Regions from separate parts of the Homo sapiens genome. Here region 2 is linked to region 1. A link is a loop called in an ENCODE intact Hi-C map of the cell type or tissue named here. Cell type or tissue: thyroid gland. All regions are shown on one strand. Each heading gives the region's core, and the rest is flanking DNA. Links, peaks and the distances in the headings are about the cores only.

Region 1 (14,793 bases), core at 2,077-10,076:
ATCATACAGAAGATTGGAAAGTGAGCAGTTGGTTTTGTCGAGTCTGGGTCTCGCTCCCCAGAGTCAGTTAACCTGACAGGTTCTGTTTTGGGGTTGCCCGGTGGTGGCCACCATTATGATTTTAAGTAGTTTGCCTGTGTGCCGATTGTTTTCAGGAGGTGCCTGTTGACTTCCGCTCTGAGGGCTGAGCACAGCCGCGCCCCACCTCTCACCTCACCTGCTCACCACACTTCTTTTCCAGATTCAGGCTGGAAATGTGGGTGATAGGCCTATTTTGCAGATGAAAGAACTGAGTCCCTAGCGAAGTTACACATTCAGGGGTCTGGGAGGGGGAAGCTGTGGTAGGCATTCTCTCTGTGTGTCTACATAGCCTGCCCTCTTCCCACCGTGCCAGTATTGGGAATTGAGTGGCCGTGCGTGCACCAGGGTGAGTTAGGTGTGCAGCACCTGAGAGGGCTTATTAAGGGGCCTTGGCCCTACTGAGGGGTCTAGTCTGGATGCTTCCCCCCAGGTTGACTTCTGGCATTCCGATCAGTGCAACATGATCAATGGAACTTCTGGGCAAATGTGGCCGCCCTTCATGACTCCTGAGTCCTCGCTGGAGTTCTACAGCCCGGAGGCCTGCCGGTAATCACTGGGACTCGGGGCCTCCTGGGTTTCCTGGGTAGCTCATGGCCAAATTCTGTGGTGTTGGCTGTGCACTTGGAAAGCATTTTGACTCATCGTGGATTTGACTCAGTAGCCCTTGGCACCAGCTTGAATTCTCTTTGGTCACACCACCAAAAGCCAAACTCCAGCTGCCAATGCCTCTACACAGCCCAAAGAGAGGCTGCTGGTGGTGGTTTGCAGCCAGGTGGTGCTGGGCTGGGAGGAGGGGGCAGGACATGTCAAGTCACAGGGGGCCATAAAATGGAGGCGAGAGGTGGGCTCCCTCTGGCGTCTGGCTGGTGGCCCCCATGACCATCTGGGTGCTGAGACATCAGCTGGCTCTGCTTGGCCCCTTCAGGCTCAGCTCTGTGTCCCATGGTCCCAGTTGTGGGGTAAGAGTAGACAGTGGGTGGCTCCTACAGCCCTTTTCTGGAGGCCTTGCTGTGTCGTGTTCCATTCTGGTCACTCTGGAAAAGTCCTTTACTTAGGAATTCACTCATGTGGACCTTGACTTATCTGCCCTCCCAGCAAACCCTGTGAAGCCCTACTGTGTGCCAGGTGCCCGGTAGTGAGAGGGTGGGCCAAGTCTCCGTTCCCCAGGAGGCTGTGTCCTATCAGGGCAACTCAGGCAAATGCACAAACACTAGAGTGTCAGAGAGTGACAGTGCTTTTGCTCTGTGTGGCCACTTTTTACTATTTTAAGTTTTTACTTATTTATTTATTTAATTTTTTAGAGATGGGGATCTCGCTATGTTGCCCAGGCTAGTCTTGAACTCCTAGCCTCAAGGGATCTTCCTGCTTCAGCCTCCCAAAGTGCTGGGATTGCAGGTGTGAGCTACTGTACCCAGCTGACTTTAAAAGCTGAATTTTAAACTTAAAGAAAAGTTGCATGAGAAATACAAGTGGCCCCCGTCTCCCCTTCACCCAGGTTCACTAGCCGTGTTAAGCCCCCCACCCCCTCTTCTCGCCGAGTGTCTTTTTCCAGAACCATCGGAGAGTAGGTTGGAGGCTGTATGCCCCCTTACCTCCAAATACTCAGTGGGTGTTTTTCAGAAACGAGGACATTTTCTTACATAACCATAATGCTGTTATCAAAATGAGAAAATTTGGCATTGACATAATACTGTTATCTAAGCTGGCACTTTCCTATAAATCAAAATATGCAAGGCACACATGCAATTTAAAATTTTTTAGTGGCTGCATTAATACAAGTAACAAGAAATTGGTGAAATTATTTTTAATAATGTATTTTATTTGACCTCATATATCAAAAATGGGATCATTTCAAGTGTTATTGATGAGGTTTTTTTTTTGTTTTTTTTGCTAGCAAGTATTAGAAATCTGGAATGTATTTTATACTTGCATCCCAATTTGGACTCACCCCATGTCAAGGGCGGGATGGACAGCCATGCGTGCTGAGTGGCTGCCGTGGACAGAGTGGGTAGCACAGTGCATGTTCAAGTTCAGAAGTGCTTTTGAGAAAGTACAGGAGCATGAATGGATGGAGGGTGGATGGGGTGGGTGTGGGGGACGGTGCTGCCACCCGAGGAAGTGACAGCTGAACTGAGATCTGACTGAAGGGCTGAAGTCTGGTGGATGAAGATGCCAGAGGAGACTGTTCTTAGGCAGAGGGAGCAGTGATGCAAAGGGCCTGGGGCAGGAGTGAGTGTGCTTAGGAACTGCAGGGAGGCCCTGGGCACAGGAAGTTGGGGCAGGGCTGAGCAGAGCTTATGCAGGGGCTAGATAAGGTCAATGAATCCTAATGGTAGGTTAGACTAGAAAGGGTCACAGATTTTCAGCAGGGGCATGATATATTCTGTTCTTTTTTTAATTTCATAACTTTCAAAAACAATTTTATTTTTAGAGACTGGGTCTCACTATGTTCCCCAGGCTGGTCTCACACTCCTGGGCTCAAGTGATCCTCCCACCTCGGCCTCCCAAAGTGCTGGGATTACAGGTGTGAGCCATAATGCCTGGCCTCTGTTCTTTTGTAAAACTCCATCTGGCCACGGCTAATACATTGATGTGGGTGGGGAGGCAGAGTCGGAGCGGAGAGGCCTGTTAGGAGGTCGCTGCAGCTCCGCGGGTGAGAGATGGGGGCGGTTTGGACCCGGGAGGTGGTAGCGCCCGTGGGGAGAAGTGGCTGGATCTGGGCAGCCTTTGGCAGGGCCTGGCTCTGGCCGCCGGGTCTGGGTGTCCCCTCTCATCCTGTCTGTCCCCTGCAGATCCATGAAGCTAATGTACAAGGAGTCAGGGGTGTTTGAAGGCATCCCCACCTATCGCTTCGTGGCTCCCAAAACCCTGTTTGCCAACGGGTCCATCTACCCACCCAACGAAGGCTTCTGCCCGTGCCTGGAGTCTGGAATTCAGAACGTCAGCACCTGCAGGTTCAGTACGTGCCGTCCCCTGTGCTGGGATGGCGGGAGGGTGTGAGGGTGGGGCCAGCTGAGGGTTTATCTGCCCAGTGCTGTCTGCTTAATCTCTGGCCTCTGTACTCTTGATAATCCCATTAGGCGAAGATAATGAGGCCGCAGGAAGATAATCTGAAAAGGAAGAAATGCCAGGTCTATTAGTTGCTGTCACAATATATTGCCATGAACTTCAGGGCTTAGAACAACACACACTGGTTATCTTGCAGTTCTGTAGTCAGAAGTCTGCGTGGGTCTCACCGCGCTCAGAACAAGGCGGCTGTGTTCCTTCTGGAGGCTCTAGGAGAAGCTGCGTCTGCCTTTTCTGGCTTCCAGAGGCCCCTCTGTGTTTCTTGGCTCCCGGGCCCTTCCTCCACCTTTGAGGCCAGCAACATGGCATCCTTCTGATCCACTCTGTCCTCATATCTCTTCCTCTCCTCCCTCTTCTGCCCCCTCTTCCAGTTCTAAGGACCCTTAAGACCACATCGTGCTCTCCTGGATACCCCAGGACAATCTCCCCATCTTGTTTATTATTATTTTTTTTGAGACAGACTCTCACTCTGTTACCCAGGTTGGAGTGCAGTGGCGCCATTTCAGCTCACTGCAACCTCCGCCTCCCAGGTTCAAGTGATCCTCCCACCTCAGCCTCCCGAGTAGTTGGGACCACAGGCGTGCACCACCACACCTGGCTAATTTTTTGTATTTTTGGTAGAGATGGGGGTTTCACCATGTTGCCCAGGCTGGTCTTGAACTCCTGACCTCAAGTGATCTGCCTGCCTCGGCCTCCCAAAGTGCTGGGATTATAGGTGTGAGCCACCGCGCCCAGCCTATTTTTATATTTTGAGACAAGGTATCACTCTGTAGCCTGGAGCTGGAGTATAGTGGTGCGATTATAGCTCACTGCAGCCTCGACCTCATGGGCTCAAGCGATCTTCCTGCCTCAGCCTCCTGAGTAGCTGGGACCGCAGGTGTGGGCCATGATACCTAGCTAATTTTATTTTTGTAAAGTTTTTATAGAGATGTTGTTTCACCATGTTGCCCAGGCTGGTCTCAAACACCTGGCCTCAAGTGATCCACCTGCCTCTGCGTGTTAAAGCAATGGGATTACAGGTGTGAGCCACTGTGCCCGGCCCAATTTCTGGACCTTCAAGGCAGCTGCTGAGCAGGCCCAGCGCCCGTTTACCCTGTGACCTGACATAGTCATGGGTTCTGGGGCTTAGGGCATGTACGTGTCCTAAATGACATGAAATGAGGCTGGCGAGGGTCTGTGTGTTACGTAACATCTTCTCGTTCCGCAGTGTGGGTGGCTAGGCAGATGTGATGACTGCTGTTGGCGTCGGTCCCCTGACATTGTTGGTGTGTCTCAATTGTGTGCCAGTCCCTGAGACACCCCCACCTCAAGTTGCTCAGTTTGGACCCTCGGGCGTCAGTTTGTTTCCCTGTCCTCACCCAGCTCTTCCAGTGCGTCAACAAGCCCAGATGGCTTTACCTCCAGGTTGAGTCCTCACTCCTTCCTCTCTCTTGCTCCCCACCCCAACCCCCGCCTCATTGTCCAGGCCACGGACACGTCCTTCCTGGTGATCCAGCCCTTTCAGTAGCCCATCCCTCAATGCAGTGTTGCCGCCTTACCATCCATCCCCTAGACCATCCAGTGCGGTCACTGCTGGCCTCTTGCGGCTGTTTAAATTGAAATTGATTTAAACGAAATCAAATTAAAAGGCAGTTCCTTGGTTGCACCGGCCGGAAGTTAAATGCTCATAAGCCATGTGTGTCTAGCAGCTACTGTCTTGGATAGCACAGATAGAGAACATTTCCATCATCATAGGAAGTTCTGTAGCACTCCCGACAGCAGCGGAGGGATCTTTTAACAATGCAGGCCGAGTGTGGTGGTTCACGCCTGTAATCACAACCCTGTAGGAGGCCGAGGTGGGAGGATCACTTCAGGCCAAGAGTTCGAGACCAGCCTGGGCAATATAGCAAGACCTCTCTCTGGCCAAAAAAAAAAAAAAAAAAAAAAAATTAGCTAGGCATGGTGGTGCATGCCTGTAGTCCTAGCTACGTGGAAAGCTGGGGTGGAAGGATGGCCTAAGCCCAGAGGTCAAGGCTGCAGTGAGCTGTGATCACCCCACTGCACTCCAGCCTGGGCAACAGAGGAAGACCCATCTCGAAAAATATGCAGATGGCCGCCGTCCTCTTAAAATGTCTGGCAGCTCTGTCTGCATTCATAGTGAAGTCCAAACTCCCACCATGGCCCTGGGCCCTGCAGGATCCAGCCCCTACCGGCCTCTCTGAAGGATCCAGCCCCACCAGCCTCTCTGACTCCATTTCTCCCTACACGTCCCCTGTTCATTATTCTCCAGCCCTGATGCCTTCGCCCTTTTTCTAAAGTATACCAAGGTCAGTGCCTTGCACTGTGGTTTGCATGGGTTGCTTCCCCTGCTTGGAGAGCTCTTTGTCTGGATTTCTGAGTGGATCATCCCTCACCTTCTTTTGGCCTGCATGCAAATGCCACCTCCTCCGGGAGGCCTCCTCTGATTTCCTGTTCTAAAGTTGCCCCCTCTCCCACCTGCTGCTCCCTATGGCTTCCTCTTCTTGTCTTCTTGTCTTGGTCTTCTTGTCTTCCTCTTCTTGTCTTGGTGCTCATTGCTCCCTGAACTCATGGACTGTGGATTTTATTCATTGCCCCTTCCATTCACTGTCATCCCTGTAGGCAGGGCCCCAAGCTCCTCTTGTTGGTTTTATTCTTAGCTTCTAGAACTGTGCCCCGCATGTAATGGGTACTCATACAGTATTTGAATATAGGGATGGTGAGTGCGTTCTGTACTTAGGAAATTGAGGCCTGATGCTGGATGCGACCAAGGTCACAGGGTTGGTAGGACCGGAAGCGGCCCTCTATTTGACTGTGTCTTGCCTTCTGGGAGCCTTTTTGGTTGAAGCCCCGTCCTCCAGCTGGCAATGGCGACTCTAAAGGACTGGTCTGCAACAGGGGTCAGGAGGAGGGGCTGTCAACAGATTGGATGCTTTCCCCTATTTCAGGCAGAATGGAACAACCTGTGAATGAATGGTTTGGAGCTGGGGCCTGGGACGCCCGCTGCTGTCTCCTGGTCCTGTCTGGCCCGTCTGGGCATTGGCCTCTGCTTGCTTCATTCTTTGCTGGTATCGGCGGGGATTTCTGCTCCTAAGGTTGAGGATGTTACACACCCAATAGGTGTGCTACAGCAACTGTCGCAAGTGGCAGATGCTGGACTCCACCTGATTTAGGCCAAAAGGGCACTTCTTGGTTTGCGTAATGAAAAATTCCAGGGCAGATCTCTGCATTAGGCACAAATCCAGAACTTAGATGTTGTCTGGAAGCTGCCTCTGCCAAGTCCCAGCTCAGTTTTCTGCTGGACTGGCTTTGCTGCCAAGCAGGCTCTCCCTCCTGGCTGCCTGTGGAGGCTCCAGGCTCACCTCCGCCCAGCTCCGAGTCCTGCAGAAAGGGGGCCACCTGTGTTTCCTTCACTCCAGCAGAAGTTCCAGGGTTTGCTCTAATTGGTCTGCCTGGCTCCCATGCCCAGCTGTAAACCAATCACAGTAGCCGAGGTGGACTATGCTGATTGGCCAGGCTTGTGTCACATGCTCAGATGGCTCCTGGGTGGGCCGGCCCCACTCCAAGCACAAGGCTGAAAGTAGGGAAGGCTTAAAGTGGGGGTGTAGGTACCAGGAGAAGGGGGAGAAACGACATGCCCATCCCCTCCAAGGGCGTGGGACGAGGTGTGTCCCGCCTTCTCTTAGCACATCTGCCAAAAGAATTTCAAAAGCGCAAAGGAATTTTAAAATCTTTATTTAAATAGAGTTTTTTCTTATATTTATTTATATTTTTGAGACAGGGTTTCTCTGTTGCCCAGGCTCAAGTGCAGTGGTGCAATCACAGCTCACAGCAGCCTTGACCTCCTGGGCACAAATGATTCTCCCACCTCAGCCTCCCAGGTAGCTGGGAGCACAGGTACACACCACCATACCTGGCTAATTTATTTTATCTTATTTCAATTTTTTTTTTTTTTTTTTTTTTTTTTGTAGAGGTGGGGTTGTGCCGTCTTGCCCGGGCTTAGTTTTTGCTTCTAAATAAAATATACATAGATACAAAGAAGTTCCCAGATGACTCATGCAGTTTTTGGGGTTTTTTGCTTTGTTTTTTGAGACAGGGTATCACTGTCGCCCAGGCTGGAGTGCAGTGGTGCCATCATGGCTCACAGCAGTCTGACCTCCATCACTCAATTGATCCTCTTACCCCAGCCTCCTGAGTAGCTGGGACTACAAGCGGTTGCTACCATGCCCAGCTAATTCTTAAATTTTTTTTAAGAGACGGGGTCTCACCATATTGCCCAGGCTAGTCTTGAAGTCCTGGGCTCAAGTGATCCTCCCGCCCAAAGTGCTGGGATTACAGGCATGAACCGCTGCGCCTGGCTGACACCTGCAGTTTGAAACTTCACAAAGTCAACGCACCCCGTGGCCAGCACCCTGACTGAGAAACAGACAGGACAGGCCCTGGATGCCACTCGCGGTCCTCCCACCGCCCTGACATCCAGCCCCGGAGCTCAGCTGGTTTGCATCTTCATGTGAATGGACCCATAATGCTAGACTCCTTTTCCTCCTTTTCTGGTCCGTGCACCCCTTAGCACCCTGGTGCAATTCGTCCGTGACGTTGTGGGTGGTAGCAGCCCCTCCTCTCCGTTGCTGTGTGGTGTTCCATCGTGGGTGCCACCTCCATCTTCTCCTTCCATTGCTCCTAGGCATCCAAGTTCCTGTTTTTCGACCGTGACCGTGGTGCACACGTGTCGTTTGGTGCACCTATGTCTGTGTTTCTGTGGCATGTTATCTAAAGAGTAAAGGTACCATGCCTTTGCCTTTCTGGGCCTTGAAATCTGTTGGACTCAGACAACTCCCTCATCTCAAACCTCCCTGTTGCGTGAGGGCATCCGACTTGCCTCACAGAGCCAACTAATTATCATCGGTGGCAATCCTGGGCAATTATGTCTGGCTAGATATGCCATAAAGCTACAAATTAATTACCACTTACAGCTGGGAAGATCTCTCTCGGCGTGCTTGGTAATAACATTGGAAGAAACACGTGCGTGGGTCCATGCAGGCTCGGCCTCTGAAGCAAGGGCGGGGGCTGGCAAGTTGTTCCATCCCACCTCGGTCTCCACCTGGGGCTGTGGGCAGGCCAGGGCTTGTTTGAGATTCCTCCAGAGTTCGGCTCCGTGGCTGCCTCCTCCACGGAGGAGGCACGAGAGGCAGCGTTTTCCAGATTGTGGAGGACACTGTCCCTGCGGGTGCTTGGGATGGCTTCAGAAGGTCCAAGGAGGTGAGAGTGAGCTTCTGGGTCCATGCTCTTTTCCTCCTTGCCATCACCTGCAGGAGAAGGTCTCTTGGTGTTGAGAGGACTTGAAGAGCCTTCCACACTCATCAGCCTTTTTTGTTTTGTTTTTTCTTTTAACAGAAAAAGAGCAGGGCTCCCAGTTAAAGCCTCATGCAGTAACAGGTTCTAGTTAGAACTTACAACATCATTATTTTCCACGGTATTTTTTAACTATGTCTTTTTTTTTTTTTTTTGAGACACAGTCTTGCTCTGTTGCCAAGGCTGGAGTGCAATGGTGCAATCTTGGCTCACCACAACTTCTGCCTCTTGGGTTCAAGCGATTCTCCTGCCTCAGCCTCCTGAGTAGCTGGGATTACAGGTGTGCACCACCAGGCCCGGCTAATTTTGTATTTTTAGTAGAGACGGGGTTTCTCCATATCGGTCAGGCTGGTCGTGAACTCCCAACCTCAACTGGTCCACCCGCCTCGGCCTCCTAAAGTGCTGGGATTACAGGCGTGAGCCACCGCGCCCGGCCCTTTATTTTATTTTATTTTTTTTGAGACACAGTCTTGCTCTTTTGCCGAGGCTGGAGTGCATTGGTGCAATCTTGGCTTACTGCAACCTCCGAAAACTATTGTCCAGGCTGGAGTGCAGTGATGCGATTTCAGCTCCCTGCAGCCTCCGCAACCTCTGCCGCCCAGGTTCAAGCAATTCTCCTGCCTCAGCCTCCCGAGTAGCTGGGATTACAGGCACATACCATGCTCAGCTAATTTTTGTATTTTTAGTAGAGACGGGGTCTCACCATGTTGCCCAGGCTGGTCTTGAACTTCTGACCTCAAGTGATCCACCCGCCTTGGCCTCCCAAAGAGTTGGGATTACAGGCATGAGCCACCGTGCCTGGCCTCTGATTCAAGTTTTTGTTTTGTTTTGTTTTGTTTTCCTTACTGAGGCAAAATTCTTGTAACATAAAATTAACCATTTTAAAGTGAATGATTCAGTGGCATTTAGCAGGGTCACAAGGTTGTGCAGCCATCACTTGTATCTCGTTCCAGAACATTTCTGTCACCCCAAAAGGAGACCCAGACTCATCAGAAGTCACTCCCCGCCCCCTCCCCCAGCCCCTGGTCACCACCCGTTGGCTCTGTCTGTGGATTAGCACTGTCTGGATCCTTGTGAGCTTTTTAAAAAAAAATTGTTTTTCTTTTGAGACAGGATCTTGCTCTGTTACCCAGGCTGGAGTGCAGTGGCACGGTCACGGCTCACTGTAGCCTCAACCTCTGAGGCTCAAGCGATTTTCCTGCCTCAGCCTCCTGAGTAGCTGGAACTACATGCAGGTGCCACCATGCCCGGCTAATTTTTGTAGAGATAGGATCTTGCCATATTGTCCAGCCTGGTCTCCAATTCCTGGGTGCAAGTCATCTGCCTGCTGAGGCCTCCCAAAGTGTTGGGATTACAGGTGTAAGCCATGGCGCCTGGCCCTCGTGAGCTTTTGAGAGAGGCCCGCTCGCTGTTCCTTGTTAACTTGTCCTTCAGGCCTGTTGTCCATTGTCCCGAGGGTGAGCTGGTGTTTGCCTGGTTTGGTTGGTCAGTGGCGAGGTTGAGCTCACATTTGTAGCAGGTGTGTCTACAGGGACACACTCCTGTGGATGCAGGGAGATCTGGCCACAGGTGCACACACCTGAGCTCCGATCATTGCTGCGTGTCCTGCAGGGGACAGTGTGGGCTGCTTGGCTTGCGCTTGAGACTCCCCTCCCCACACCCAAGTTCAAATCTGGCGTTGCCTTTTCCATCCGTGCCTCCCTAGCACCCTTGTGCACCATGCATTTCCCCCTCCCCACGCTTGCTTCTGCCTTCCCTTCCACCTGGAATGCGCTTCCCGGGCATCCTTCACCTGGCTCCTGTGAAGAGGCCTCTTCCTTCTTTTGGTCTCTCCTGTCAGAATCAGCGGCTCCTGCCTCACCCCTTCTCTGGCGCAGAGCTTGTCCCTCATCACAGGGCCTGGGGCTTTTTACAGAATGGAGGAAGGGATCCTCTCTGTCTGGTTATCTTGTCATCGCCACGGGGGTGCCCTGCAGACCACAGCTCTGTGCAGACCTCCGGCCTGGCAGGACCTGCCAATATACTGTCCTTGTCTGATGTCCCCTCCCTGCCCCTCTTCTAGGTGCCCCCTTGTTTCTCTCCCATCCTCACTTCCTCAACGCTGACCCGGTTCTGGCAGAAGCGGTGACTGGCCTGCACCCTAACCAGGAGGCACACTCCTTGTTCCTGGACATCCACCCGGTGAGCCCCTGCCATCCTCTGTGGGGGGTGGGTGATTCCTGGTTGGAGCACACCTGGCTGCCTCCTCTCTCCCCAGGCAGAGAGCTGCTGTGGGCTGGGGTGGTGGGAAGCCTGGCTTCTAGAATCTCGAGCCACCAAAGTTCCTTACTTCACCCCGACTCCATAGTTCAAGGTAGTTCAAGGGTTTTATGATCCCTGTACTGGTTTCTATAAATGGGCTCTAAGACAGTAAATTAATTAGAACTTATCAGCTGGGATGTCTCCTACATGTGAGCTGGAGGCAGCCCTCTGGATGTGTCAAGATACCATAAAGATCTTTAGGTACCAAGAAGAGCCTGGGGTATTTTGCAGATAAATCACACAGGGAATTTGTCCCGTGTGAAGTTCTGTCTACAAGCAGGGAGCTGGACATGTGGCCCTCCCAAGGACACTCCTTCAGCTTGTGGCCTCTTCTCTTGGCACCTCCGTTCTCTGTAAAATATGCCCAGTTGGTCTTGGTGGCTGCTACCATTGATTCAGAAATCTGTGGTTTTCTGTTTCCTGGGTGGGCACTTGTGGTCTATCCCATGGGCCTTTAACAAAATTATTATTATTTTTGAGACAGGGTCTCACTCGGTTGCCCAGGCTGGGGTGCAGTGGCATGATCATGGCTCACTGCAGCTTCGACCTCCCTGGGTTCAGGTGATCCTCCCACCTCAGCCTCCCTAAGTAGCCAGGACTACAGACATGTACCACCATGCCTGGCTAATTTTTATATTTTTTGTAGAGACGCGGTTTTGCCATGTTGCCCAGTCTGGTCTCGAACTCTTGGGCTCAAGCGATCCTCCTGTCTTGGCCTCCCAAAGTACCGGGATTACAGGCATGAACCGCCGTGCCCAGCCAAAATTAATTCTCTAAATTGAAGAAGAAAAGCTGTCTATTTTTGAGTGTACAACATGATGTTATGATGTATGTATATAACTTGTGGAATACCTAAATCAAGCCAATTAACATATGCATTACCTCACATACTGATGATGTATTGGTGCTGAGAACATTTAAAATCTACTGTCAGCAACTTTCAAGCTTACAATACATTGCTATTCACTCTAGTCACTGTGTTGTATTGTATAGTACAATACAGTGACTGTTGCTCTATTTCCCAGTAGGTCTCCTAAACTTACTCCCCCTGTCTAACTGAAATTTTGTATCCTTTGACGGACTTCCCCATCCCTGCCCCTGGTAGCCAGTATTCTACCCTCTGCTTCCATGAATTCAACTTTTTTTCTTTTTTTTTTCTGAGATGGAGTTTCACTCTGGTTACCCAGGCTGGAGTGCAGTGGCACGATCTCGGCTCACTGCAACCTCCGCCTCCCGGGTTCAAGCAATTCTCCCTGCCTCAGCCTCTCAAGTAGCTGGGATTACAGGCACACACCACCACACCCGGCTAATTTTTGTATTTTTAGTAGACACAGGGTTTTGCCACGTTGGCCATGCTGGTCTCGAACTCGTGACCTCAGGTGATCCACCCGCCTCGGACTCCCAGGTTGCTGGGATTATAGGCGTGAGCCACTACGCCTGGCCTGAATTCAACTCTTTTAGATTCCACATACAGGTGAGGTCATGCAGGGTTTGCTTTCCTGTGCCTGGCCTATTTTACTTCGCATAGTGTCCCCAGGTCCGTCATGTTGTCACAAATAACAGGATTTCCCTGTTTTTATTTATTTATTTTTTGAGACAGAGTCTTGCTGCGTCACCCAGGCTGGAGTGCAGTGGCATGATCGTGGCTCCCTGCAACCTCTGCCTCCTGGGTTCAAGCAATTCTCCTGCCTCGGCCTCCAGAGTAGCTGGGATTAAAGGCACACACCACCACACCTGGCTAATTTTTGTATTTTTAGTGGAGACGGGATTTCACCATCCTGACCAAGCTGGTCTGGAACTCCTGGCCTCAAGTGATCCGTCCACCTCGGCCTCCCAAAGTGCTGGGATTCCAGGCGTGAGCCGCCGCGCCCAGCTGGATTTCCCTCTTTTTAAACGCTGAACAGTATCCCACTGTGTGTGCACCACGTTTCTGCTGCCCATTCATTCACTGACGGACACTTCGCTTGATTCCGTATCTTGGCCACAGCGTACATGGGAGTGCCCCTGTCCCTTTGACACACTGATTTCATTTCCTCTGGGGGGATGCCCGGCAGTGGGATCACTGATCCGATGGTAGTTCTGGTTTTCGTTGTCTGAGGAAGCTCCACACGTTTGCCACAATGCTGTGCACCTTAGGCCCTTCCCGAAGCTCCATGGCGGATGCTGTTCTGCACCATTTTTCTTTGTCCTCCCAGGCCTCCTTAGCCGCTGACTAGGCCCTCTCGGCCCCGGCCCCAGCCCTGGTCTCTGCCTTCCCTCTTTTAGTTAATTCCTCCTCCAGCCTCTCTTGCTCTGCTGGCTTCCGGAGAATTCCACCATGAACACAGTCTCCTGTGCGCTCTCAGTGATCGCTTTCCTTTCAGGGCACGGATTTTCTTTCTTCCCCTCACATCAAGAAAGAAGGGGTTAAGTTTGGGAGCCCAGAGAGAGGCAAACAGCTGTTTTGCCGCAGCCACTTTAGCTGCTGCGTCCAATTCTACCTCCAGATGAGCTTGAGGCCGACGGGGAGAGGAAGTGGCCTTTATTTCTTTGTTTTTTGAGCTGGGCACGTTGGGGAGGGGGATCAGGAGATCAGCTTGCTGCCTGTTGGCCTTTAGCCTTGAAAAACGAACGTGTGTTGGAAGCTGCTTCCGTGTGGCCACTTTTCTGCTCCTGAAACTGGGGGAGGGCATGGGGACGGGGGACTCAACAGGACGCTGCTTATGGTGGTATCACAGCTAAGACTTATTGTAATGACAGAATTCAAAGCAAAATTAGCAAAGGGAAAAAGCACCTTGGGTGAAGTCGGGGGAGGCCAGGCTGGAGCTTCCAGAGTCCTCTTCCAGGGGGTTCCTACAGGATGCACTTAATGTCTTTAGCAATGAGTTGTGACAACATGTAGGAGATGTTGTCTAGCAGGGAAGCTCATTAGAAATTCAGTGCCCATGGTGTTTTGCTAGGGGCCAGTCATGTGGGCACCTCTGCCTGGCAGGTACCAAAATTCTAGGCTCTGGGAAGGAAAGCAGGTGCTGAGCAAGAACCATATTGTTTGTACAAATAATTTCGGCCCAGTGAACTACTCTCATCAGTTAGGGGATGGTGGGGACCCTCCTGAAATCTGGGTTCCCAGATGCCAGCAGAATTCCTAAGGAGAGCAGCTTCAGGCCTGTGGCGTGAACTCTGTTCTACTCACGGGTGATCTCATGCCCATCCCACCAGGCTCTCGAGGGCAAGCACTCCCCAGTCGTGGGCGTAAGTGAGGCCTTTAATGAGCTCTTCTTTGCCACAGGGGCCTGGAAGGTCCTCAGCATGCTGGGCCATAATGAAGAAAACATCCTTTCCCTATAGTGTACGTGATAATAACCTAGGCATTTATGGCCCTGCGTGTGGCTATCTTGCATACCTTACTTTTGCTCTTGCAAAAATTCTGTCAGGTCGGGAGAGTTCTCTCTGTTTTACAGATGAGGACGCGACTCTCAGTTAAGAAGAACCAACTGCAGTTCTCTGACCTCAAATCTAGTTTTATTTCCACTATCATTTCCTGACTTCATTCTGGAACCACCTTCCTGTTGTTTTTGATGACACATGTGTGTCACTTCGGTTATTTACTTAAAAAAAAAAGTCTCGTTAAAAAGAGCTGGGTATAGTGGCTCATGGCTGTAATTCCACTGCTTTGGGAGGCTGAGGCAGGAAGATCACTTGAGGCTAGGAGTTTGACGCCAGCCTGGGCAACATAGTGAAACTCTGTCTCTACAAAAATAATAATGATAAATAGGCTGGGTGTGGTGGCTCACGCCTGTAATCCCACTTTGGGAGGCCAAGGTGGGCAGTTCGCTTGCTGCCAGGAGTTTGAGACCAGCCTGGTCAACATGGTGAAACCCTGTCTTTACTAAAAATACAAAAATTAGCCGAGTGTGCTGGCGCACACCTGTAGTCCCAGCTACTGGGGAGGCTGAGGCAGGACAATCGCTTGAACTCAGGAGGCAGAGGTTGCCTGCACTCCAGCCTAGATGACTG
Region 2 (14,793 bases), core at 2,211-10,210, 74 kb before region 1:
GGACAACGTGCCACCAACTGGGTGGCTCAGAACAACAGAAATGCATTTCTTACCTTTCTGGAGGGCAGAAATCAGAAACGAAGGCATCAGCAGAGCCCTCTGAAGCCTGGGGTGGGGAGAAGCCTTCTTTGCCTCCTTCGACCTCTGGTGGCTGCCAGCAGCCCTCGGCATTTCTTGGCTTGCAGATACAGCACTGCAATCTCTGCCTCAATGGCACATGACATTTTGTATGTGCCTCTGTGACAAGATGTCCTTCTTCTCCTTCTTTTTTGTTTTTTTTTTTTTTTGAGGTGCAGTTTCGCTCTTGTTGCCCAGGCTGGAGTGCAGTGGCACGATCTTGGCTCACTGCAACCTCCGCCTCCCGGGTTCTAATGGATTCTCCTGCCTCAGCCTCCTGAGCAGCTGGGATTACAGGTGCCCACCACCACGCCCAGCTAATTTGTTGTATTTTTAGTAGAGGCGGGGTTTCACCACGTTGGGCAGGCTGGTCTCGAACTCCTGATCTCAGGTGATCCGCCCACCTCGGCCTCTCAAAGTGCTGGGATTATAGGCGTGAGCTACCGCGCCCGGCCGGATGTCCCTCTTCTCATAAGGACCCCTGTCCTATTGGATTAGGGCCCGCCAGAATCCCTCAGGCCCTCCTCTTGATTTAATTGCATTTGCATCTGCAAAGACCCTATTTCCAAATAGGGCTGCAATCACAGGGACCAGGGGCCTAGGACTTGGACATATCATTTTTTGGAGGGACACAATTCTACCCACCTCAGATGGGGAGAATGAAAGGAAGCAACAAACAGCAAAACAAGAGAAATGTTAGTGATTAGATGTGGGAGTGGAAGTAGGATGAAAACAGAAAGAACTCAAATGCCCTGCCGTTGTTACATGAATAACAAAGCTGGGGTAACCGCGGTGTCCTTTTTCCCTTTTTCTCAAAGAGGGACATCCTCAGGCTAGTATTTCAGAAACTTTATCCTAAGTTCTTGGGACTCATAAACACATTGCTGAAACAAACTCCGTCTCACCTGACGACCTCTCTCTCTCCCCCATGGGGCAGGGCTGGGGAAGAAGGAGCGAGCAAGGCCCCTGTCCACCTCACGGAGCCAGGGCCCAATTGCGTTGACTCTTGCTGAGGGCGACACTTTAGAGCCAAGTTCGAGTTGAAGTTCAAGGGCCCAGGATCTGGAGGCATCTGAAGCTGCTCCAGCTCTCAGCTGCCTCAAGGGAAAAGATAGTCTCAGAGATAGTCTAGCACCTGTCTTGGTGAGGAGCCAGGCAGCACATAAGTGTGGGAGCTCCTGCCTCTGACACCAGACATGGCTGAAAGCATTTGTCCTTCTGGAAGATTCCACTTCACCCATCACTCCAGAGTGAGTCAGAAGCCCCTGGAGGGTTTGTGAAAATGCAGATTCCTGGGCCTTACTCCCCAGTGTCTGAGTCACAGGTCTGGGGTGAGAACTCAGAATCTGCTTTCCTTCTTTCCTTCCTTCCTTGCTTCCTTCCTTCCTTTTCTTTCCCTCTTTCTTTCTTTCTTTTTTCTTTCTTTCTTTCTCTTTCTTTCTTTTCTTTCTTTCCTTCCTTTCTCTTTCTTTCTTCTTTCCTTCCTTCCTTTCTCTTTCTTTCTTTCTTTCCTTCCTTCCTTCCTTCCTTTCCTTCCTTCCTCCTTCCTCCCTCCCTCCCTTCCTTTCACTCAGAATCAATTTTCCTTTCTTTGACTCAGAATCTGCCTTCCTTCCTTCCTCTTTCTTTCTTAGACAGGCTCTTGCTTTGTTGCTCAGGCTGGAGTGCAGTGGTGTGAACATGGCTCACTGCAGCCTCGACCTCCCAGGCTCAAGAGATCCTTCCACCGGCCCGATGTCCCTCTTCTTATAAGGACCCCTGTCCTATTGGATTAGGCCCCGCCCGAATCCCGCAGGCCCTCCTGTTGATTTAATTGCATCTGCAAAGACCCTATTTCCAAATAAGGCTGCAATCACAGGGACCAGGGGCCTAGGACTTGGACATATCATTTTTTGGAGGGACACAATTCTACCCAGTTACCTGAGTAGCTGGGGCTAGAAGCACTTGCCACCGTGCCTGGCTAATTAAAAAAAAATTTTTTTGCAGAGATGGGATCTCACTATGTTGTCCAGGCTGGCCTCGAACTCCTGGGCTCAAGTTATCTTCCAGCCTTGGCCTCCCAAAGTGCTGGGATTACAGGTGTGAGCCACCACACCCAGCCTGAGAACCTGCATTTCTATCACATTTCCAGGTGGCCTGGTGCTGCTGCTGCTCTGGAGAACACCTGGAGGAGAACAAAGGCCCATGATGAACGGTTCTCAGCCTAGTGTGCATATGAGAATCACACAGGGAGTTTCAACACACACCAACCCCTGTGCCCGACCCAGACCCTGGGAAACCGCTGAGGGCGGGGTACAAGCGCTGGCCCCCAGGGAGTTCTAATCACTGGCCAAAGTCGGGGTGCACAGCCCAACTCCTTCTCACCCGTCAATGCCACTTCAGATACCACTTCTTCAGCAAGCCTTTCCTGACTTCCTCCAATGGGGTTAGGTCCCTCATTCATGCATTCATTCATTCATTCCACAAACCATCATGCCCCTTGTATGCACCGGGCCCTGTGCTGGTGCTGGGGATTCAGCACCCTCGTGGTGTTTCTCTACAGAAACATGGAGGAAACAAGTGGTGAAAAATCAGGACAGATGATGCCAGGGTGTGATGAATATAGAACAGGACGACGACATAAAGAGCATTCGTTAATTAGAGACAGGGTATCACTCTGTTGGCCAGACTGGAGTGCAGTGGTACAATCGTGGTTCACTGCAGCCTTGAACTCCCAGGCTGAAGCAATCCTCCCGCCTCAGCCTCCGGAGCAGCTGGAACTACAGACACACCTATCACGCCCAGTTAATCTTTTCTTTCTTTTTTTTTTTTTTGAGACAGAGTCCCACTCTGTCGCCCAGGCTGGAGTGCAGTGGTGCAACCTCGGCTCACTGCAACCTCTGCCTCCCGTGTTCAGGTGATTCTCTTGCCTCAGCCTCCCGAGTAGCTGGGATTACAGGTGCACACCGCACCTGGCTAATTTCTGTATTTTTAGGAGAGATGGGGTTTCACCATATTGGCCAGGAGGGTCTCGAACTCCTGAACTTAAGTGATCGGCCCACCTCAGCCTCCTAAAGTGCTGGGATTACAGGTGTGAGCCACTGTGCCAGAGAAGAGGGTTACTTTAGATGGGCTGGTTGAGGAAGGCCTCTTTGAGGAGGTGATGTTGGAGCTGCCCCTCAAAAAAGCCTCCGTGGAGCCCTTTTAAACAAGAGGAGCATTTGAAGCGGGGCTCAGAGCCTGTGCTGAGGTCCTGCGGTGGGCACAGGCTGACCCCATAAGAAGAACCTGAAGGAAGCCAGGGTGGCTGCATCCCAGAGAGCGGAGAGGGAGGCAGAGGAGGGCAGCCCGGGGAGGACCTGGAGTTTATGCAACAGGAAACCAACAGAGTTCAAGCAGGAAGTAACACAATCCCACTCGCTTTGAAAAAGGTCCACTCTGTGCCCCTGGAATGCGCCCTCACCGAGGTGGATTCCTCTCCCTGAAAGCGTTTTTCTCAGGTGTCACGGCAGACTCATTGGTGTGAGAAGAATCTCTTTGTCCCACTGGTGTGTGATCTTTATGAGAAGGTGATTAACGTGCCCCCTTGCCCATAGGAAGTGCTCAGTCGGCACAGTCTGACAGAGCTGGGTGTGGTGGCGGGTGCCTGTTGTCTCAGCTACTAGGGAGGATCACCTGAGCCCAGGAGTTTGAGGCTGCAGTGAGCTGTGATCACCCCACTGCGCTCCAGCCTGGGTGACAGAGCAAAACCTTGCTCTGAAAAGAAGTTTGACAAATGACCCTGTGAGTGTGTATCCAGTGGTCCTCCTTGGCACTGCCCATCCCTGCCCAAACAGGAGCCTCAGCTACCACCAGATGTGTCCAGAAAGATATTTCTGCCCATTGTTTTCCAAAGGATATTTTTGTTTTTGTTTTTGTTTTGTCTTTTTTTTTTTTTTTTTTTTTTTTTGAGGCTGAGTCTTGCTCTGTCTCCCAGGCTGGAGTGCAGTGGTGTGATCTCGGCTCACTGGGTTCAAGTGATTCTCCTGCCTCAGCCTCCGAAGTAGCTGGGATTACAGGTGCCCACCACCATGCCTGGCTAATTTTTGTATTTTAATTAGAGATGGGTTTCACCATGTTGTCCAGGCTGGTCTCGAACTCCTGACCTCAAGTGATCCACCTGCCTCGGCCTCCCAAAGTGCTAGGATTACAGGCATGAACCACCACGCCTGGCCCCCTCCACCTTTTTTTTTTTTTTGAGACAGAGTTTCACGCTGCTACCCAGGCTGGGCGGCAGTGGCGTGATCATGACTCATTGCAGCCTTAACCTCCGGGGCTCAAGCGATCCTCCTGAGTCAGCCTCTGGAGTAGCTGGGACTACAGATGCGTTTGCCACCACACCTAGCTAATTTTTGTATTTTGTAGAGATGGGGTTTCGCCAAGTGGCCCAAGCTGGTCTTGAACTCCTGAGCTCAAGCAATCCTCCTGCCTCGGCCTCCCAGTGTTGGGATTACAGGCGTGAGCTACTGCGCCCAGCCCAAAGAATATTTTTGGAACCAGCTTCTCTGTGGGCTCCAGCCATCCCTGGCAGACGCCTCGGCCTGCAGCCTAAGAACAGTTCCCCCTCAGGAAAGAAACTGACAGCTTTGTGGTTCTGCGTTGAAGGGTAAGGGCATCTCCTAAGCTCCAGTGTTCTTGGTACCCACGCTGGTTTCAGGGAGGCACCTCCTGCCTCGCTCCATGGCAGCTGGCCTCTCTGATGCTGTGGACGGTATCCCTGGGCCTCAGTGGGCCCTGGGCAGAGCGGGTGGGTGTTGGAGACAAGGGGCCAGTGGCAAGAGCTGCAGTTTTCTGGGCAGGAAGGAAAATGTTGGTCCAGTAGGAAAACAGGCAAAACAGATGGGGACTAGCTGGACATGGAGCTGTTTGGTTATGCTGAAGCATGAAACTTCGGCTTTCATTTTAAAAGCCTGTGTTTGGCAGGGCATGGTGGCTCATGCTTGTAATCCCAGCATTTTGGGTGGCCGAGGTAGGCGGATCACGAGGTCAGGTGTTTGAGACCAGCCTGGCCAACATGGTGAAACCCCGTCTCTACTAATAATACAAAAGTTAGCCAGATATGGTGGCGGGCGCCTGTAATCCAAGCTACTTGGGAGACTGAGGCAGGAGAATCGCTTGAACCCGGGGGGTGGAGGTTGCAGTGAGCAAGATTGCGCCATTGCGCTCCAGCCTGGTGACAGAGTGAGACTCCGTCTCAAAAAAAAAAAAAAAAAAGAGCCTGTGTTCTTCAGGCCCATGCACGGTGAGAGGTCAGGTGGTTCTCTTGAGTTAGAAAGTGAACCTCAAAAACTCATCTCCGATTCCAACATAGCAGAGCCCTTAAACACTGGGCCCGGGAGCAAAAGCCCAAAGAAAAGGGGAGAAGGCTGGGTGCAGTGGCTCATGCCTGTAATCCCAGCACTTTGGGAGGACGAGGCAGGTGGATCCCTTCAGCCAAGGAATTTGAAACCAGCCTGGGCAACACAGTGAGACCCTCATCTCTACAAAAAAAATACAAAAACTAGCCAGGCATGGTGGCAGGTGCCTGTAGTCCCAGCTATTCTGGAGGCTGGTGTGGGAGGATTGCCTGAGCCCAGGAGTTTGAGGCTGCAGTGAGCCAAGTTTGCGCCACTGCACTCCAGCCTGGGCGACAGAGAGACCCTGTCTCAAAAAAAAAAAATTTAAAAAATTTAAAAAAAGGGAGGCGAGAAATTCGGACTGTGGACCTTTTGTTCGCTTTTACATACTTTCTTGAAAGCTGCTGCCACGATTGTGATGCTCTCACATTCCACGGTTCAGTTCCTCCGACGCACAACGTTCACTCCTACCTCAGGGCCTTTGCGTGTGCCGTGCCCTCCGCCTGGAATGCTCTCTCTGGGTCTTCCCATGGTTGGCTCTTCATTCAGTTCTCTGTTAGATGTCACCTTTCCAGAGAGCCCACACCCTCCCTCGCTCTCTCTCAAACCGCTGGGTTTTGTTTCTTGCCAGTATTGAACATTATCTGAAGCTGTTTTGATGCCTTATTCCTGGACTTGCTTTGGTGTCTGTCTGCAGCCTCTGGAGTGCACCTCTAGGAAAGAAACCCCTTTTCATGAGCTGTAGTGCCCAGTCCTGGTGCACTGAGGGCACTCCGTGAATACTCACTGAAGGACAAAGTCAATAAAACTGTTGATTGTGGCTGCTGGCTACTTGCCAGCCGGGTTTATATCTGTAGCCATTGAGACTGCTTTTGGCTGAAAGTCCTAGAAAGCACCCAAGAGGTTTAACAATAAAGATATTTATTATTTCCATATAAGGGGAAGTCCTGAGATAGGGCAGCTTTGGGGTTCTCGATTTCATTTTTTTTTTTTTTTTTTTGAGATGGGGTCTCACTCTGTCGCCCAGGCTGCAGTGCAATGGCGTGATCTTGGCTCATGGCAACCTCCACCTCCCAGGTTCAAGCGATTCTCCTGTCTCAGCCTCCCGAGTAACTGGGATTACACGTATGTGCCACCATGCCCGGCTAATTTTTGTATTTTTAGTAGAGACGGGGTTTAGCCATGTTGGCTAGACTGGTCTCGAACTCCTGACCTTGGGTGATCCACCTGCCTTGACCTCCCAAAGTGCTAAGATTACAGGTGTGAGACACTGTGCCCAGGCTTTTTATTTTTAAAATAGAGGCAGGGTCTCACTATATTGGCCAGACTGGACTTGAACTACTGGCCTCAAGCAATATTTCCACCTTGGCCTCCCAAAGTGCTGGGATTACATGCATGAGCCACGGGGCCTGGCGTTCTCAATTTCTTTTTAAATTTTATTTATTTATATTTTTATTTTAAAAATACAGACAGGGTCTTACTATGTTGGCTAGGTTGGTCTTGAGCTACTGGCCTCAAGCAATCCTTCCGCCTCGGCCTCCCAAAGCGCTGGGATTACCTGCGTGAGCCACTGCGCCCAGCTGGCTCTCAGTTTCAATGTCAAGGGGATCCCTGAAAAGCCAGGTTCTCTGCATCTCTCTGCTCTGGCATTTTCTGCAGGGCACAGTGGCTGCCTCTGTCTGGGCATCTCATCCAACAGGACACATGCAGGAAGCATCTCTTCCTTGGTCCATTTTTATCAGCAATGAAACCTTTGCAAGAATTCCCCCAGCTCACCCCCTCTCGTGTTTTTCACCAGCATGTGCTCACATGTCCACCCCTAAGCCAATCGTAGTGAGAGGAACTGTATTACCAAGATGGCTGAGAATAATCAGGATTTCTTCCAGATGGGAAAATGAGGTCCCCCTCTTTGAGCATCTGTGACTGCCGGGAAGCAGATAGACCCTCTGCCTTCAAGAAAGAAGGGGTGAGAAAGCATGAATTTCAGAAAGGCACCAATGGTATCTATCATCACACTTGTTTAATTTCATCCTCACAAAAACTCTCTGAGGTATTACTTGTCCCCATCAGCATGTATCTTGTATTTGACCTCTGAGTGGATCATCTTTTTAATTTTTAAAATTTTTGTGGGTACACGGTAGGTGTATCTATTTATGGGATACATGTTTTGATATGGGCAAGCAAAGTGTAATAATCATGTCATGGAGAATGGGGTGTTCATCCCCTCAAGCATTCATCCTTTGTGTTACAAACAATCCAATTCTACTCTTTTTTTTTTTTGAGATGGAGTTTTGCTCTTGTTGCCCAGGCTGGAGTGCAATGGTACGATCTCAGCTCACTGCAACCTCCGCCGCTCAGATTCAAGTGATTCTCCTGCCTCAGCCTCCTGAGTAGCTGGGAAAACAGGCGCCCACCACCATGCCTAGCTAATTTTTGTATTTTTAGTAGAGACGGGATTTCACCATGTTGGCCAGGCTGGTCTCGAACTCCTGACCTTGTGATCTGCCCGCCTCGGCCTCCCAAAGTGCTGGGATTACAGGCGTGAGCCACCGCACCCAGCCTCCAATTCTACTTTTTTAGTTATTTTACTATGTACAATTAAGTTATTATTGACTCTAGTCACCCCATTGTGCAAACAGTAGGTCTTAGTCATTCTTTCAAATGATTTTTTTTGTACCTGTGAACCACCCCCAACTTCTCCTTTCTTTTAAATTAGAAAAAATTATTTTCGAGATAGGGTCTCACTGTGTTGCCAGGGTTGGTCTTGAACTCCTGAGCTCAAGTTATCCTCCTGCTTCAGCCTCCCAAAGTGCTGAGATTACAGGCGTGAGCCACCCTGACCAGCCTGATATTTATTTTTATATCCCTGTTGTGTAGAAATAAAGAAAAAAAGAGATATTTATTCAAATTCAGTAAAATATTGTGTGTGTGGCTGTGTGTGTTGTGTGCGTCTCTGCATGTGTTTGTGTGTCTGTGTGTGCCAATGTGTGTGTCTCCGTGTGTGTGTGTCAATGTGTGTGTCTGTGTGTGTGTTTGTGTGTCTGTGTGTTGTATGTGTCTCTGCATGTGTTTGTGTCTGAGTGTGTTAATGTGTGTGTCTGTGTGTGTCAATGTGTCTGTGTTTGTGTGTGTCTCTGCATGTGTTTGTGTGTCTGTGTGTGTCAATGTGTGTGTCTGTGTGTGTGCAGGGGCATGTGGAGTTCTCTGAACTAAACTCCATGAGGAATATAATATTTATTAAAAGGAAAGTAATATGATTGTACTAATCTGAAACTCACATATGTATTATTAAAACTCAACCACAGCAATTGTTTAGTCCAAGGATTGACAAACTCTTTCTGTAAAGCAACAGATAATAACTATTTTAACTTTTTGCACTACAGGGCCTCTGTTAAAATTCCTCAACTCTGCCACTGTAGCCTGGACACAGCCATAAACTATATGAATAGGTGTGTCTGGGTTCCAGTAAAACTTTATTTACAAAAACAGGCTGGGGGTCAGGTCAATAAAACTTTATTTACAAAAACAGGCTGGGGGTCAGGTTTGGCCTTCGGGCTGTAGTTTGCCAACTCCCAGTTCAGACTTAGACCAATAAAAGATTGTTTCAGGAGGAATGTTTTATCGCTGACATTTTTTAGAGTTACCGGTGCACAGTGATAAGAAATAGCAACCCGAGTTTGAATAGGCTGGGGGCTGTATCCACTGTTCCAACCTTGGTACACCTCTCATTCCCACTGTGCAGAGGGGGCCCAGGGCTCAGAGGGGCACCCAAGACTCAGAGGGGATACTGTGGGCTGAGAAGGGCAGCTGGAGCTCAGAGGGAATACCTGGGGCTCAGAGGGGCAGCCAGGGCCTTGAGAAGGTGAGCAACTTGCCTAGAAATCCAGTCTGTGTCGCCCAGAGTGTGAATATAACAAAAATCCTCTTGGGCGGCTCCGATCCCTCCTCCCCGTGTGGTGGGGACTCCTTTCTGGGACAGACCCTGGGTCTGAGTCTGTGTTGCTCAGGGAAGCTGACACGGACTCCTGTCACACTCGCCAGCACTTTTCTCTGTGGCTCAGGACAGGGTGGAAAAGTTAGAAAGTCGCCAGGAGTGGGCTTGGGGACAGTTTGGGGGCCCCGAGTCCCCTCATTTCCCTGTCTGGAGGCGCAGAGAACACTCCAGAGGGCCCGGTGGACCTGCTGTCCTCCCTGAGCCCGCCCCACTCACATCTTATCTCTGCCTCCCTGGTTCTCGATCAAAGACAGATCACAGCTGCTCCTCATTGCTCAGGTCCCCTCAAGTCTCCTAACAGATTTCTTGACCCCAAACTTGCACTTTGTGGGAGGCTCCTACCCTCTCTCTGGCTCAGCCTTTTGTTGTGTAGTTTGTTTTTACCATCTTAACCATTTCTAAGTGTACATTTCAGTGGCATTAAGGACATCCACATTGTTGTGTAACCATCACCACCATCCCTCCTGGCACTTTCTCATCTTGCAAAATAGAAACTGCATATGCATTGATCAATAATTCCCCTTTCCCTCTCCCCCAGCCCCTGGCACCCACCATTCTCTTTTCTGTCTCTGTGGATCTGGCTACTCTAGGGAGCTCATGCAAATGGAATCGTACGGTATTTGTCCTGTTGTGGCTTATTTCACTCGCATAACTTCCTCAAGGCCCGTGCATGTCGCAGCGTGCGTCAGAAAGTCCTTCCTTTTCCAGGCTGAATCCTATTCCACCGTGTGGATGGGCCCCAGCTTCTTACCCACCACCCATCAGCGGACACTCGGGTTGCTCCCACCGTTGGGCCATCGTGAACAGCGCTGCAATGAACGCGGTGGCCAGATTCCTCTTCAAGTTCCCAGTTTCATTTCTTTGATACCCAGAAATGAGATTGATGCATCACATGGTAATTCTATGTTAATTTCTTTTTGTTGTTTTTTGTTTTTTGAGACAGAGTCTTGCTGTCGCCCAGGCTGGAGTGCAGTGCCATGATCTCAGCTCACTGCAACCTGCACCTCCCAGGTTCAAGCGATTCACTTATTCCACACCTCTGAGGTGGGTCTTATTAGCCCCATTTTACAGATGGGGCAATCGAGGCCCAGAGAGTTAAGTAACGTGTCCATAGGAGAGCAGGGTTTTGAACCTGGACTGTCTGGCTCCAGACTTGCTGTTTTAAACTATTAGTCAGTTAAAACTAGTAGCCTTCTTCTTCTTTTTTTTTTTCTTCCTAAAGACAGCCTACTTTCTTTTTTTCTTTATTTTTGAGTCAGGGTTTCACTCTTGTTGCCCAGGCTGGAGTGCAGTGGCACGATCGTGTCTCACTGCAGCCTCTACTTCCTGGGCTCAAGCAATGCTCCCACCTCAGCCTCCCGAGTAGCTGGGACTATAGGCACGTGCCACCACGCCTGGCTAATTTTGTGTATTTTTAGTAGAGATGGGGTTTCACCATGTTGCTCAGGCTGGTCTTGAACTTGCTGGCCTCAAGCCATCCTCCCGCCTCAGCCTCCCAAAGTGCTGGGATTACAGGCGTGAGCCACTGCGCTGGCCGTTACCTCCAGGCTTCTACCGCAGCTGCTGGACACTGCCTCTGAGCCTCTCTTTCTCTCCTCTAATTCCTTTCCCACCACAGAATCAGTTCCTGTAGTAGTCTGAGCAGGAAGTGGAGAGAACACTCAAAATTGGGGACTTTGAAGATATATACAAAGGAGCAGGGAAAACGAAAGGGAGAGTGAAGCTGCTCCCCACCCTGGGGCTGAGGGGAGGAGGGCAGGGAGTGTCACCTGGAACCCGGGAGGAGAGAGGAGTCGAGAGAGGTCTGCCTTCCAGGGACCGTGACCTCTGCTCAAGAGCTGCAGCCAGCCTGTGTGTTTCAGTGCAGTGCAGTTGGGGTATCACAGACCACCCCACATGCAGTGACTTGGAGGTGCTATTAATGATACTATTGGGGCAAGAGGTATAAACCGGGGTGACTGCACCGTCTAAGGTGCAGGGGTCCCTGATTGTCTGTTCCTTGGGCACACTGAGCACCTCCCTGACACAGGGCCTTTGCACTTGCTGGTTTGTTTGCCAGAAAGGTCCTCCCCAGGTTCCGGTCTCCCCCCGCCAGCCCCCATCTCCCTGTGGCATTACCTTTTTATTTCTCTCATTAGCACGTAGCACCATCTATAATCCTTATCTATTTATTTGCTTATACATATATTTATAGATAAATAAAAAAACATATATATATTTTAATATCTCTCTCTCTTTCCCTTACTAAAAAGGCCAGGGCAGACCAGACGTGGTGGTTCACACCTATAATCCCAGCACTTTGGGAGGTCGAGGTGGGAGGATCGCCTGACTCCAGGAGTTCGAGACTAGCCTGGGCAACATAGTGCGACACCCATCTCTATTAAAAAAAATAAAAATTAAAAAAAATTAGCTTGGCTGGGTGCAGGGGCTCACACCTGTAATCCTAGCACTTTGGGAGGCCAAGGTGGGTGGATCATTTGAGGTAAGAGTTCAAGATCAGCCTGGCCAACATGGTGAAACCCCATTTCTACTAAAAAATACAAAAATTAGCTGGGAGTGGTGGCAGGCGCCTGTAGTCCCAGCTACTCGGGAGGGAGGCTGAGGCAGGAGAATCGCTTGAACCCGGGAGGCAGAGGCTGCAGTGAGCTGACATCACACCACTGCACTCCAGCCTGGGCGACAGAGCAAGACTCTTGTCTCAAAACAAAACAAAACAAAAAATTAGCTGGTGTGGTGGCACATGTCTGTAGGAGGCTGAGGCGGGGGGATCGCTTGAGCCCAGGGGGTGGAGGCTGCAGTGAGCTTTGAACTCCAGCTTGGGTGACAGAACCATACCCTGTCTCAAAAAAAAGTAAGGCCAGGGCACAGAGGACCTGCCTGCTTTCTTCCCCATCTACCCCCAGGCCCTAGCACACAGTAGGCCTGATACATAGCGAGTGCTCAGCAAGTATTTGCCACATAAATGAATGAATGAGCATGTCCATCCCTTCTCTGGTAGGTAGGACAGGACCAGGTGGTCTCAGAGGAATCTTCTGGTTCCTGGGATAGGAATCATCCTCCTTTCTCCAGCTGCTGTTGAGAGTGGCAGCTGATAGAAACTTCTGTCCTCCAGTGACCTGGCCCACGGAGCAACGTATTAGCTCGCGGCTGCCAGCTGGGTCCTCCCCACACACTTGCACCTTTGTCCTGGAAAGCACGTCTGTGTTGGAGGGTTAGCCCTTGCCAGAGAGGACATATCAGAGTCCCCAAAGGCCAGGGACAAAGGCAAGGATTGATCGCCAGCCCTGAGTCAGAGAGGAAAGACTCCTGGAGGGAAGTCAGTGATCGGGGACTCAGAAAGGCGTGATTCTGAAGGAAGACAGGATTTACAGGGCATCTCAGTCTGCTCAGGCTTCTAAAACAGAGTACCATAGACGGGGAGAGCTTACAGACGGCGGACATCTATTTCTCACATTTCTGGAGGGTGGGAAGTCCAAGATCAAGGCGCCAGCAGATTTGATGGTGGTGAGGCCCTGCGTCCTGGTTCACAGATGGCAGCTTCTCTCTGTGTCCTTGCCTGGTGGAAGGGGAGATGCAGCTCTCTAGAGCCTCGTGTGTCAGGGCCCTAATCCCATCGATGAGGCCTCTGCCCCCATGACCTCGTCACTTCCCAAAAGCCCTACCTCCTAATACCATCACATAGTAATTAGGTTTCAACGTACAAATTTCAGGGGACACATTCAGACTCTAGCACCGGGGCTAAAGTCCAGGGGCAGAGGCTAAGTTTCTGGAGGGGCTGTTTAGGGGCTCTGGAGACCTTCTCTGATATTCACAATATTGCAGGGGGCATTTTGACCTACTGAAGAGAAACAGCTCCTAAAAAGTCACTTGTAGCAACATGAGAGATTCGCATTCTGATTAAAATCTATGCAGGCACCTCCTGCCTCAGAGTCGTTGCCCTGGCTATTCCCTCTGCCTGGAATGTTCTTCCCTGGATCTCAACACATTCCTGCACTTCCTGCAGGTCTTTGCCCAAATGTCACCTTCTCACTGAGGCTGTCTTCAAACACCCCATTTAAATGGCAACCCCTCTCCCCCAGTAGCATTTACACTGTTCTGTTTTTCCCCTAAAGCACGCATCGTCCTCTAACTGCCTGTCCCATGGAAATGCAGCATGCACAAACCACACACACAATTTTAAAAATTTTATGACAGAGGAACCTGTTCTGAAAAAAGAAAAAAAGGTAAAAGAATTTTAGGGGTCATATTTTAAAAAGTAAAAAGAAACAGGTGAAATTAATTTAACTTGTAATATTATTCAACCCTTGGTCAGTGTGTGTGGATGAACCACGTCTACCAGAGTCCAAGGTAAAAGCCTGCCTCTGCCGCCGGGCCACGCAGCTGCCTGGCATGGTGGCCTGGGGCAAGTTGCTCAGCCTCTCTGTGCCCCGGCTCCCTTATCGGTGATATTCAAATAGTGTCATTTCAATGTGTAATCAATATAAGAATATTGAGATGTTTTACGCTCTTTTCATATGAAGCCTTTGAAGTCTGGGATGTATATGACATGGCATATCTCATTCAGACTAGCCCCGGGTCAAGTGTCCCATAGCCACATAGGGCCAGTGGCTACTGTATTGGATAGCACAGCTCTAATATCTTTTTGTTTTGTTTTTTGAGATGGGGTCTTGCTCTGTCGTCCAGGCTGGAGTGCAGTGATGCCATCTTGGATCACTGCAACCTCTGCCTCCTGAGCTTAAGTGATCCTCCCACCTCAGCCTCCTGAGTGTCTGGGACCACAGGTGCGTGCCACCATGCCCAGCTAATTTTTTTTTTTTTAATTTATTGTAGCAACAGGGTTTTGCTATGTTGGCCAGGCTGGTCTCAAACTCCTGAGCTCAAACAAAGTGCCTGCCTCGGCCAAAGTGCTGGGATTACAGGTGTGAGCCACCGTGCCCATAGCTCTAACATTTTATAAAATCCACCAATGATGATGTTTATCACTAATTGTTATTGCTTGTCTATTAACATACCGGACCCGCAAGGCTAGGGGCTTGCTTATGGTCCCTGCTGGGTCCCCAAACGCCCAACATAGTGCCCAGCACAGAGTAGGAGCTCAACGTGAACTGAATGAATCCAGCAGGCACACGTGAGCTCTCTTTCCTCCCTCACCAGCAGCAATCCAGGTGGCAGATGTGGCTACAATGCTTTCCTGGCTGGGCGCGGTGGCTCACGCCTGTAATCCCAGCACTTTGGAAGGCCGCGGCGAGTGGATCACTTGAGCCCAGGAGTTCGAGACCAGCCTGGCCAACATAGTAAAACTGCATCTCCATTAAAAATACAAAAATT

Evidence for each region. A loop is a pair of places that touch in the nucleus more often than their neighbours do. Peaks named below come from ENCODE experiments on the same cell type or tissue, not always from the same donor. Only the 100,000 strongest peaks of a DNase experiment are listed, where the experiment ranks them.
Region 2: a loop joins it to region 1, with 2.1 times the contacts of the local background. A loop is called at or near these places in 4 of 110 quality-filtered maps.

What each region holds. Positions count from the first base shown.
Region 1 is chr12:124,796,008-124,810,800 of GRCh38, reverse strand. SCARB1 (scavenger receptor class B member 1) reads left to right here. Exons shown (of 13, transcript NM_005505.5): 6 at 512-627; 7 at 2,874-3,040; 8 at 10,559-10,677. Among named protein-coding and RNA genes, the nearest start is that of SCARB1, 60 kb to the left of the region's middle. RefSeq lists enhancers at 12,276-12,786, 12,787-13,297. In thyroid gland, for the core only: no CTCF peak of the experiment used is centred there; a DNase peak (open chromatin) is centred at 6,380; H3K27ac peaks cover 1,069 bases.
Region 2 is chr12:124,870,118-124,884,910 of GRCh38, reverse strand. LOC105370050 (a long non-coding RNA gene) reads right to left here. Exons shown (of 3, transcript XR_945488.3): 3 at 7,334-7,421. Among named protein-coding and RNA genes, the nearest start is that of SCARB1, 14 kb to the right of the region's middle. RefSeq lists enhancers at 194-243, 1-332. In thyroid gland, for the core only: no CTCF peak of the experiment used is centred there; a DNase peak (open chromatin) is centred at 6,290.